2 separate regions of the Homo sapiens genome follow, and region 1 is linked to region 2. The links are chromatin contacts, found by Hi-C or POLR2A ChIA-PET in ENCODE. All regions are on one chromosome and are shown on one strand. Each heading gives the region's core, a stretch centred on a gene start or an enhancer-like site at or near the end of the contact. The rest is flanking DNA. Distances are from core to core; before and after follow the strand shown. Region 1 holds the start of CTPS1 (CTP synthase 1). Region 2 overlaps MACF1 (microtubule actin crosslinking factor 1).

Region 1 (4,560 bases), core at 316-2,815, 1.6 Mb before region 2:
ATTCATTCATCCTTATGGGCTACTGACTTACATGACAGCTACTGTGCTTGGGGACTGCAAACATTAATCAGATTTGGGCCCATATCTCAACTTTCTGGCAGTCCAGTTGGAGAGATGAAACATTAACAAATAAATGAGTAATTCAGTGACGGTGGAAGCAGACAGAAAACATGTTTAGACTATAAAGGGGGACGATGAGAGCAGACGCTTTCAGTACCATGGCCATCAGAGGAAGGTGAGACAAGTCCTGGGGGTAGTGGGCGGATCCAGGCGGCTCCTGTTTTGTAGATATGACTTGCAATGGGCCTTGAAGGACTGACTGCACGACTCAGAGCACAGGAAAGGGAACAGGGTGAACAGGCAGGTGCAGGGCAGCTACAGAGAACAGAGGTAAGGCCGTGAGGGGGAAGGCGGGGAAGCAGGGATATACAGTGGAAGATAAACTGGAAAGGTAGGCAAGGGCCAGATCATGTGCAAACTGGCATGCCCAATCTGAACTTAATCCTGAAGGTGACGGAAGGCGCAAGAAGGTTTTCCGGCACAGAAGTAACGTAAATCAAGACGCATCAGAGAAATTCAACAAAGACTGAGGGGGGAAATGCTTTTTCTTTCAATGTTATGAGATGAAGTGCCAGCCCCCATCACTAGTGTGCAGACCTCAATCATGTCACTTGAGCTGCCTGCAACGCGGGTTCTCACCTAGGGGAATGGGGGTGAGAATCTCTGCGCCGCCCGCGTCACAGGGCCGCTGAGGATTCGAAACTGTAACGAGCGTGGACGGAAGGGCGCCACGCAAACGTGGTGAGCTCTATACACCGCCAGCGCCCCGACCCCCGGCCGCCGGGAAGGGAGGAAGCCGTGAGGCCCAAAGGCCAGCCGCGGGGCCCAGGGCCGGCGAGTTCGCAGGCCCCCTCGTCCTACGGCGCGGAGCTGCCGCGCCCAGCCCCGGGCGGCTGAGCCCGCGCCGAGGCCGGAGGCCCGAGGCCCGCACTGCTTGAATGGATGGGCGACTGCCGGGCTTCCTCGCAGACGAAGAGCAAGGGCGGAGGGTGTGGGGGGGGGCGCCGCTCCACTCCCCTACGGCCTTCTCCGTCCGACGAGCCCGGCCGAGCTGATTCGGCGCGGCCCAGCGCGGCAGCGCAGGCCCCGCAGCCTCTGAAGCCGCCCCGCGCCCCGCTTGGCCCCTCTCCCCAGCGCCGCCCGGCCACGAGGCCCGCGCGCGGGAGCCGGCAGCTCGCCGGCCGGGGCGCCCGCCCCACTCCCGTTAGGCACACAGCCCATTGGGCAGGACGCCGAGTCACCTCGCCCCTGATTGGTAGGAGCGACGTCCGTCACCGCGGCGGCGGGGCTATTCGGCGCCGGGCTCAGCTCGCGCCGCTGACTCCTGCGCGGGAGAACAGATCCCCCCCGGGATCCCTGGAGTCAGCCTACCTGCGGCCGGCTTCAGATCCTCCCGTCAGCGACAGAGCTGGGCCGGCGACGCGCGCGGAGCCCCGGACAGCCAGTGAACAACCCCGACCGCATGCGCCCGGCAGTCTTTCACGGAGGCGGGCTCTAGGCTGTGCGCACGCAGAGGTTGGAGGGCGGGCCGGGCCTGGAGGGCGCGGGGCGGGGCGGGGCCTGGAGTGCGCAGGCGCGGGACAGGACCGCTGGGCCGCCTCCGCTGAACTGTGCCGCCGTAGGTTCGAGGCCGGGCGGGTGGTGGCGTGTCTGCCCCTCTGCTTCCGTCCCAGCCTGTGGCCCAAGCTTACTCTCTTGAAGGGGAGGAGGCTGTTTGGGAACTCACGCCTGGCCTATTCGTCACCTGGCCTCGCGTCCTCCCACAGCGGTCTCCTGGAGTTCTGGGCGTCGCCTTCCATCCGATGGTCTTTCACTGTGGGCTCCTGGCGGTGATGCGCCAGCGCATCTCTGCCTCCGGGCGAGGGACGGCGGCAGCGCCACCCTGGCCTCCAAGACGGAAGTGCGGAGGGTCGCGCGGCGTTGGCTCCTCGTCGGCCTCCCTCCTCCCCACACCTGCCCCGAAGGCGGCTGCTTTGGATGGACTAGGATCCCGAAAAGTACGGTTTCATCTAGCTATCGCTCCCTGAGCACCGACTGTGCCACGCACTGTGCTGGGCACCGAGGGACCCTCTCCTCGGACTAACGATGTAGGGAGGCACACTGAGCAGCTCATTACACTTTATGGTTGTTATGGGTGCTTGCTGCAGAGATGCTGGTGCCGGGGCAGTGAGTGCCCAGCGCGGGGACTGACCCAAGTCCGGTGGTGATTGGGAATTCAGGCGGGAAGCCCGCCCTGAAAAAGTAACTTTGAAGCAGAGACCTAAGTAGACGGCAAAGATGGGAAAGGGAGAGGCGGGGATAAGAAAGTGAGACATGCTTGAGCCCAACAGTTCGAGACCAACTTGGGTAACATAGCGAGACCCCGTTTCTTATAAAAATAATAATAGTAGGCCGGGCGCAGTGGCTCACACCTGTAATCCCAACATTTTGGGAGGCCGAGGCAGGCGGATCACAAGGTCAGGAGTTCAAGACCAGCCTCGCCAATATGGTGAAACCCCGTCTCTACTAAAAATACAAAAATTAGCTGGGCGTGGTGGTGGGTGCCTGTAGTCCCAGCTACTCAGGAGGCTGAGGCAGGAGAATAGCTTGAACCTGGGAGGTGGAGGTTGCAGTGAGCCAAGATTGCACCACTGCATTCCAGCCTGGGCGACAGAGCGAGACTCCTTCTCAAAGAATAAATAAATAAAATAAAAATAGTAATAATAATTTTTTTTTAAAAGTGAGGCAGAAGGAAAAGCCTGTGTACAAGCCCAAAGAGGCCGGCACAGCTGAATTGGAAGGCCAGTCTAGCCAAGTCCACAAGGGCCACAGGAAGCGAGATTAACATGAGATTAGGTTGAAGAGTTGGGTAGGGCCATACGGTGAAGAGCATTATAGACCAAGTAAAGGCTTCTCTTTCTCCTAGGGATAGTGGAAAGCTGTAGAAACTTTTGAGAGGCTTTTGACCTTCCTTTGAATAGTGAATATATGTACATGGTTATAATTTTTCCCCAAACACTACACAAGGGTATCCATGAAAAGTAAATCTCTTATTTCTGTACCCCAGTGTTCCTGTTTTGTTCTCTAGAAGCAGTCTGCCACAAGTTCTTAACTATCTTCACTGAAGGAGTTTTAAAAAAAAAGATGTGATGGGATCAGATTTGTGTTTTAGGAAAATCATTGAAGCAGATGGATTCCCAGAAACCAGGTCAGGAGGCTCCTGCAGTGGCCTCTTTTAGAGGCTTCTGGCTCCTTCCAGATCTGGATCACCAGTGCTTCAACCCTGACAACCTGCCCATGCTGCATTCAGCTCCAAATCTAAAAAATGTTTGGAATGCCAGGCATAGTGGCTCACACTTGTGATCCTGACACTTTGGGAGGCTGACACAGGGTGGGAGGATTTCTTGAGTCCAGGAGTTCAAGACCAGCCTAGGCAATATAGTGAGACCCCATCTCTACAAAAAATACAAAAATTAGCTGAGCATGGTGGCACGCATCTGTAGTCCTGGCTACTCCAGAGCCTGAGGCTGGAGGAATGCTTGAACCCAGGAATTCAAGGCCAATGGGAGCTAGGATCCCACCACTGCACTCCAGCCTGGGCAGAGTGAGACTCTATCTCAAAAAAAAAAAAAAAAAGTTTGGGTTGTCTTTGAAGGTACTCTACAGCCACATCTTCTTTCAAGAAGCATTTGATGTTTATCAAAGTGCCTGGAACATAACAGATGCTGAGAACATACTTGCTGAGGTAATGAAGATGCTATGGGAGATGGAAAAATGAGCCATTCACCCAACCACTCCTCTGAATGACCACTTGACATTGTCTTCTTCCTCAAAGCTCTTCCATCTCCTCCCCCATATTCTCCTCAGCTGGTGGTCTTGCTTCCCATTTCACGAGAAAATAGAAGCCATCAGTAGATTTTTCATATCCACCAACCACTTTTATCTGCGCACAAGCTCTGCGTTGTCTCCTGTTACTGTGGACAAACTGCCCACACTCCCAGAGGTCAACCTCCTCTTTGCTCCAAGTGCCATATCCATTTGTCAACTCAAAGAATGTCTAGTATGCAAGTGCCATATCCTTTCATCAACTCAAGAATGTCTAGTAGAATGTCCCTTCCTGCGTCATCAGTCTTTCCCTGTCTAGTAGATCTTTTCCACTACCGTGATGCAAACATGCTGCAATTTGTTCCATCTTAAAACCCCTCTCCTGACTCTATGCCATTCTCTAGCTCCCCCTCCATTTCTGTTTCACTTTTCAGCACAACTCCTAAAAAATGTTGTTTGTACTTTGCTGTCTCAATTTCTTCCCTCTCTTGAACTCATTCCAATCTGGATATTTTGCTCATATAATTTCACTGAAACTGATCTCGTCAAAAATTAACCTCCATGTTCTCAGACCTCTTCTTTGTACATCAGCCTAGACTCCAATCTCTAATGTCCGTAAGTCCCAAATAAAGACAACAGTGGGCTGGGCGCAGTGGCTCATGCCTGTAATCCCAGCACTTCGGGAGCCTGAGATGG
Region 2 (4,911 bases), core at 2,412-4,911:
CGTCCTCCCCGCCCGCAGCTGTCACGGTCCCGGCATGCAAACTTCTGGCTGGGAACAAAAGGCTCCGCTAGGGTCGGGCGGGGGGCGAGTCCTCCTCCCCCGCGCAGCGCGACCCGCTAGCTCGCTAGCTCGCTGGAAGTGCTCGGCTGGCGGGCGGCTCTCCTCCCCCTTCCCCGCGCCGCCGCGCTGCGCCGCCCCGCCCGGGCAGCCCCCTGGAAGCCAGGGAGCGCGCGACGCGGAGAGCACAGGAAGGAGGACGAGGGCGGGGGCGGGGCCCGGCGGGGGCGGGGCCGGGGAGAGGAGCGACTCCGAGAGTGGAGGGAGCGGTGGAGAGGATTGGAGGCTGAGGCGCCGAAGGAGGGGCTTCTGCGGGATTCGGAGCGAGAGACCCGGGACGCCAGCCGTTCGGCTCCCGCAGCCCACGCCCACCGCGCCCCGGGGCCAGAGGGGAACGCCCCGCCCCCGGAGAGGGCGCAAGGAGAGGAACGGAACCCGCGCGAGTCTGGGCTGCGCGGCGCAAATCCCCTGACAAAGGAAAGCCCCGCCCTCCTCCCGCTGGCCCGGCCCCTCCCGCCCCTGTCTCGCTCCAACCGGCCCGGCTCCGAGCCCAGCCCAAAGGCGAACGAATCCAGAAAGGGCGCCCGCGCTCCCCCAGCTAGCCGGCTCTGGCGACGGCCACTCGAGTTCCCGTGTGCCGGCAGGTCGCGCCGGCTGGGGTAGGCCGCCTGCATCGCTCTCGGCTCCATCTCTGCCGCCAAAGGCTGTCCCTGCTCCTTCCAGTGTCACCTTTAGCGCGCCCCTTGCCGGACCGAAGAACACTCCAGCCTTAAACCCGGCACTTTCCCGGTGTCCCAAAGGAATTCGGTCACGCTCAGAGACCAAAGTTATTGGATAACTCTAGGCACATTCTACCTTCCCTCTCCCCCTTCTCAAGTATATCAAGTCCTGGTCAATTCTCCCACCAGGATTTCTCTGCTCACAGACCTGAGTGGTATCAATGACGGAAGAAAATGGGGTGTTGGGGGAGGTGGGGATGCCAACAGCTGAGCCCTACGACCAAACACCTGGGTCCTTTATAGTTGCGCACAGCCAAGGAAACCTGAGCCTCCTTGGACCAGATGAAAAGCATGGGTATTTCAAATCTCAAATAGAAAACACTAGAGAAAAGTCGCTCACAATCCCGTCGTCCACGGCCTTTGGCTTTTAGAAAAGCCACTTGGTCACCTGGTGACTGTTAAACAAAGAAAGTACAAAGGGCAACCCAGGAAACTGTCCACCAGAGGCAGCTGCATCTCTGAACGGGTCCAATACTCTGTTCTATTTGTGATGGCCATTCTCTGATTTTATGAAGGAAAAAAACATCTATTAAAATTCGGAATCTCTGTCGGACCATGTGGTCAATATATACCGCAAAACTTATGGAAAAGTTATTTCTATCCTTTACACAAACAGTAAGTGAAACCAACACCTGGTGTATGAAGATCTGGCACTGAAACCTTGAGCTGAGCCTTAGGCTTACTTAGGGAATCAGACTGGTCCTTGGCAAAAATGAGAAGTGCGCTGAAGCCTGTAATCGGAATTAGGCAACTAAAAGACCTTTCTCTGGTAAAATGCTTTACACTTCATTTCTCACTTCAACAACGGCTGCTGATCAATTCTACCCACTCAAATCCAAAAGACTCTGCCCATCTGTAAACTGAAAGGGGTGGGGAGGCCGACTAGGTTGTGTCTTGACACCCTTTCTAGTTTTAATATTTTTTAGTTCTAAAACTTTTAAAGGCACTGCCCCAGAATCCTGTGTCCTCTTGGTCGTATACTGCCAAGACACTAGAAACCCTGTCCTATGAAGAACAAACAGTGCAAGACCCAATAATGTCTGACCTAGAGAAAGTTCTAGGAGATGTAATTAGCATGAAGTATCTGAAGGGCTGAGACGTGGGAGGAAGGAAACTTGTTCTGGGTATCTCCTTAAGCTGGCACACTAAGATGTGAGATTTAAAACCAACAAAGAGCTTCTCACAGCTATTCAAAGAATAGAGTGTCCCCTAAACTGGTGACTTTCCTGACCCTGGAGGTGTTTGAGCAGAAATTCAAGCAATCACTTGGCAGAGATTTGGGAAAACAGATTTACAAATCTTCTGCAGTTTGTTCAGATGAATTTTAAAGTCCTTTCTAACTCTGATACACTGTAATCCTAAGGACTGACAGCTTACAGATCTGATACTTAACAGTTTAGGGAATCCAGGTTTTAATTTTCCTTTAATTATTCAGCACAACTGGAAAAACTCAGGGAAGGAAAGATCAATTTTACTAGCAAATATCCCTGGCCAAATACATTCACTTAAGTGTTCAGATATCATAACAGACTGTTTAGCATGCCAGGGCCCCTCTGGTTGGAAGAATCTGAGGAATTCTGGCTCTGGATGAAACATGGGTGGTTATTCTATTATAAAGAATGTTTTTTTTTTTTTTTTTTTTGAGTGAGACTCTGTCTCACTCTGTCGCCTAGACTGGAGTGCAGTGGCGCAATCTTGGCTCACTGCAATCTTTGCCTCCTGGGTTCAAGCGATTCTCCTGCCTCAGCCTCCCCAATAGCTGGGATTACAGGCATGCGCCACCGCACCCAGTTAATTTTTTGTATTTTTAGTAGAGATGGGTTTCACCCCTTGTTGGCCAGGCTGGTGACCTGACCTCAGGTGATCCACTCACCTCAGCCTCCCAAAGTGCTGGGATTACAGGCGTAGCTACTGTTCCCAGCCATAAAGAATTATCTTGATGTGGAATCACAAACTTCATGAACAGAAATTCCTTTACTGTTTCCTCACCAAGTCAGGTATCAACCAATCCAGACTTTTCTTAAATAATTCCCTCCCATGTCTATCTACCAATATTCTTACTACTCTCATCAGTGATCCATATAAATAAATAAATGGAGCATTCCTACGACTATGAAATTCAGATTCGAATTACTTATTATCTGCAGTCACACTCTCTCTAATTAGGGTGTTAGGAAAACAAATTTAAATACAACCTAAAGAGAAATTACATATAGTAATCTAATCCTCCCACCGCACCTCCAAAAAAACCCCAGAACCCAAAGCCAAAGAATACTTTCTGAGTGCTTTGCTCTTTTTAAAAAATCATCAGTATGTGTTTAGAAATAAATCAAGAGAGGAAGCACAAGTTCTCCTCCATGTCTTAATTTTTATCTGTTCATGAGTTTCTCCTTAGTTTAGGTATGTGAAACTCTGCCAATAGCCATCTCAGGGACTGAAATAAATACCTGATACAGCTTTCCACCTCTTGTTGCCCTGATAGCTACAAAAAAAAAAAAGCATCTGTTCATTTCACATGCTGTGTATAAACTTTTTAAAAGAGAAATACAGGGAGCTCCAGAGACCCTCTTCAGATATTTCCCCCACCCCTGTAACCACAAACATATGCACTGAAGCCAAATTTCAAATGAGTTTCCGGTTAATTGATTACAGAGTTCAAAGAATTCTCTACTCATTTTGAAATTCCCAAGTACAGAATTTGGTGTTAGATTTTCCTTCAGTGAACTTAGAAGAAAGAAAAATCCTGGCCCTTCCAGCTCCTTCCTGCAGTCTTCCTAATGAAAGACAGCCGGGTGGAGTCTCCTCACACCCTAACATAGCTCCCTTTCCAAGTTTTGGACCTGGCATCCTGCCCTTGTCTGCTCCAGACCTAAAATGCCAGCCCTCTGGGACAATCTGGAGACCCCAGATTCACACTTCCCTAGATTCTATGATGCCTTATCACCCACCTTGATGGGTGCTCTCTCTTGGAAGACTAATTCTGAGTAGAAGAGGATACAGAGGACTGGTTGGATCTTGCTCATTTTAAATCTACACAATGCCTTTCATCTTAGGATCTTTAGATTTTACAAGCATTATTTAGTAGCAAGTAGAAACTCCACAGTATTAGTCTGTACCTGTTGGGCATCAGTCACTGCCATCCTTTGGTACTTTTATTATTATAAACATGGCTACGGAGTGGCTCATAAAGCAACATAGCATGACACGAAGTTTGCTTTAAGTGGGATACTAAGGATTTTGATGCTATTTGAGCTCTCATGTACTCGTGAACCCATGAGAAAACTTTCCACACACTCTGCAGGAACTCTCATGACCCCTGTAAGCCCTTTCCTGCCTGTAGACTTTCCAAAAGACAGTGTATTAATCCCTCTTTTTAGACTAATGGTCACCAAAACCATGGTGATGACAAAATCATGGGGCTTTGCAAGTTAGAAAAGACCTGACAGAAGGGTGGGAAGAAGGAAGGCAGGAGGTATCAGAGAAGGCTTTATGGAGGGAATCACATTTACTCATTAGGATTTCAGATATACAGAGATGGCAAAGACAAATATTTCTAAGTAGAGAGCTGAAGGCAGGACTCTAAAGAAGCAAATTCTGGCTGGGCTCAATGGCTCACACCTGTAATTCCAATACTTTGAGAAGCTGAGGCAGGGGTATCCCTTGAGGCCAGGAGTTCAAGACTAGCCGAAGCAACATTGCAAGACACTCGTCTCTACAAAAAGTTAAAAAATTGGCCAGGCATGTGCATCTGTAGTCCTAGCTACTTGGGAGGTTGAGCTGAGAAAATCGTTCAGCCCAGGAGTTCAAGGTTACAATGAGCTGTAATTGTGTCATTGCACTCTAGCCTGGCGACAGAGTGAGATCCTGTCTCCAAATTTTTTTGTTGTTGTTGTTAATTTTTTTTTTTTTCCAGACAGGGTCTCACATTGTCACCCAGGCTGGGGTGCAGTGACACGATCTCGGTTCACTGCAACCTCCACCTCCCAGGTTTAAGTGATTCTCCTGCCTCAGCCTCCCAAGTAGCTGGGATGACAGGTGTGCACCACCATGCCCAGCTAATTTTTGTATTTTTAGT

The links. Hi-C counts contacts between places; a loop is a spot of excess contacts on that map. ChIA-PET counts read pairs that join two places held with the same protein, here RNA polymerase II (POLR2A). Pooled maps may share reads with other maps.
Region 1: a loop to region 2 is called in a map of CD8-positive, alpha-beta T cell, with 19 times the contacts of the local background. The contact joins the promoter of CTPS1 here to the enhancer-like site in region 2. A Hi-C loop is called at or near these places in 1 of 168 maps with a recorded cell type or tissue (CD8-positive, alpha-beta T cell) and 5 of 50 pooled maps. POLR2A ChIA-PET finds 5 or more read pairs at or near these places in 1 of 52 experiments (activated CD4-positive, alpha-beta T cell).

The regions. Positions count from the first base shown.
Region 1 is chr1:40,976,701-40,981,260 of GRCh38, reverse strand. It overlaps CTPS1 (CTP synthase 1), which reads right to left and starts at 1,565. Exons shown (of 19, transcript NM_001905.4): 1 at 1,432-1,565. RefSeq lists an enhancer at 567-616 and silencers at 817-956, 1,027-1,316, 1,587-1,776.
Region 2 is chr1:39,404,306-39,409,216 of GRCh38, reverse strand. All of the region lies in intron 58 of MACF1 (microtubule actin crosslinking factor 1), which reads right to left. Among named protein-coding and RNA genes, the nearest start is that of BMP8A, 85 kb to the left of the region's middle. RefSeq lists silencers at 1-74, 85-694. Within about 2 kb of position 3,661, at least 3 of the 41 ENCODE cell types and tissues checked have a DNase peak (open chromatin) inside an H3K27ac peak, as active enhancers do.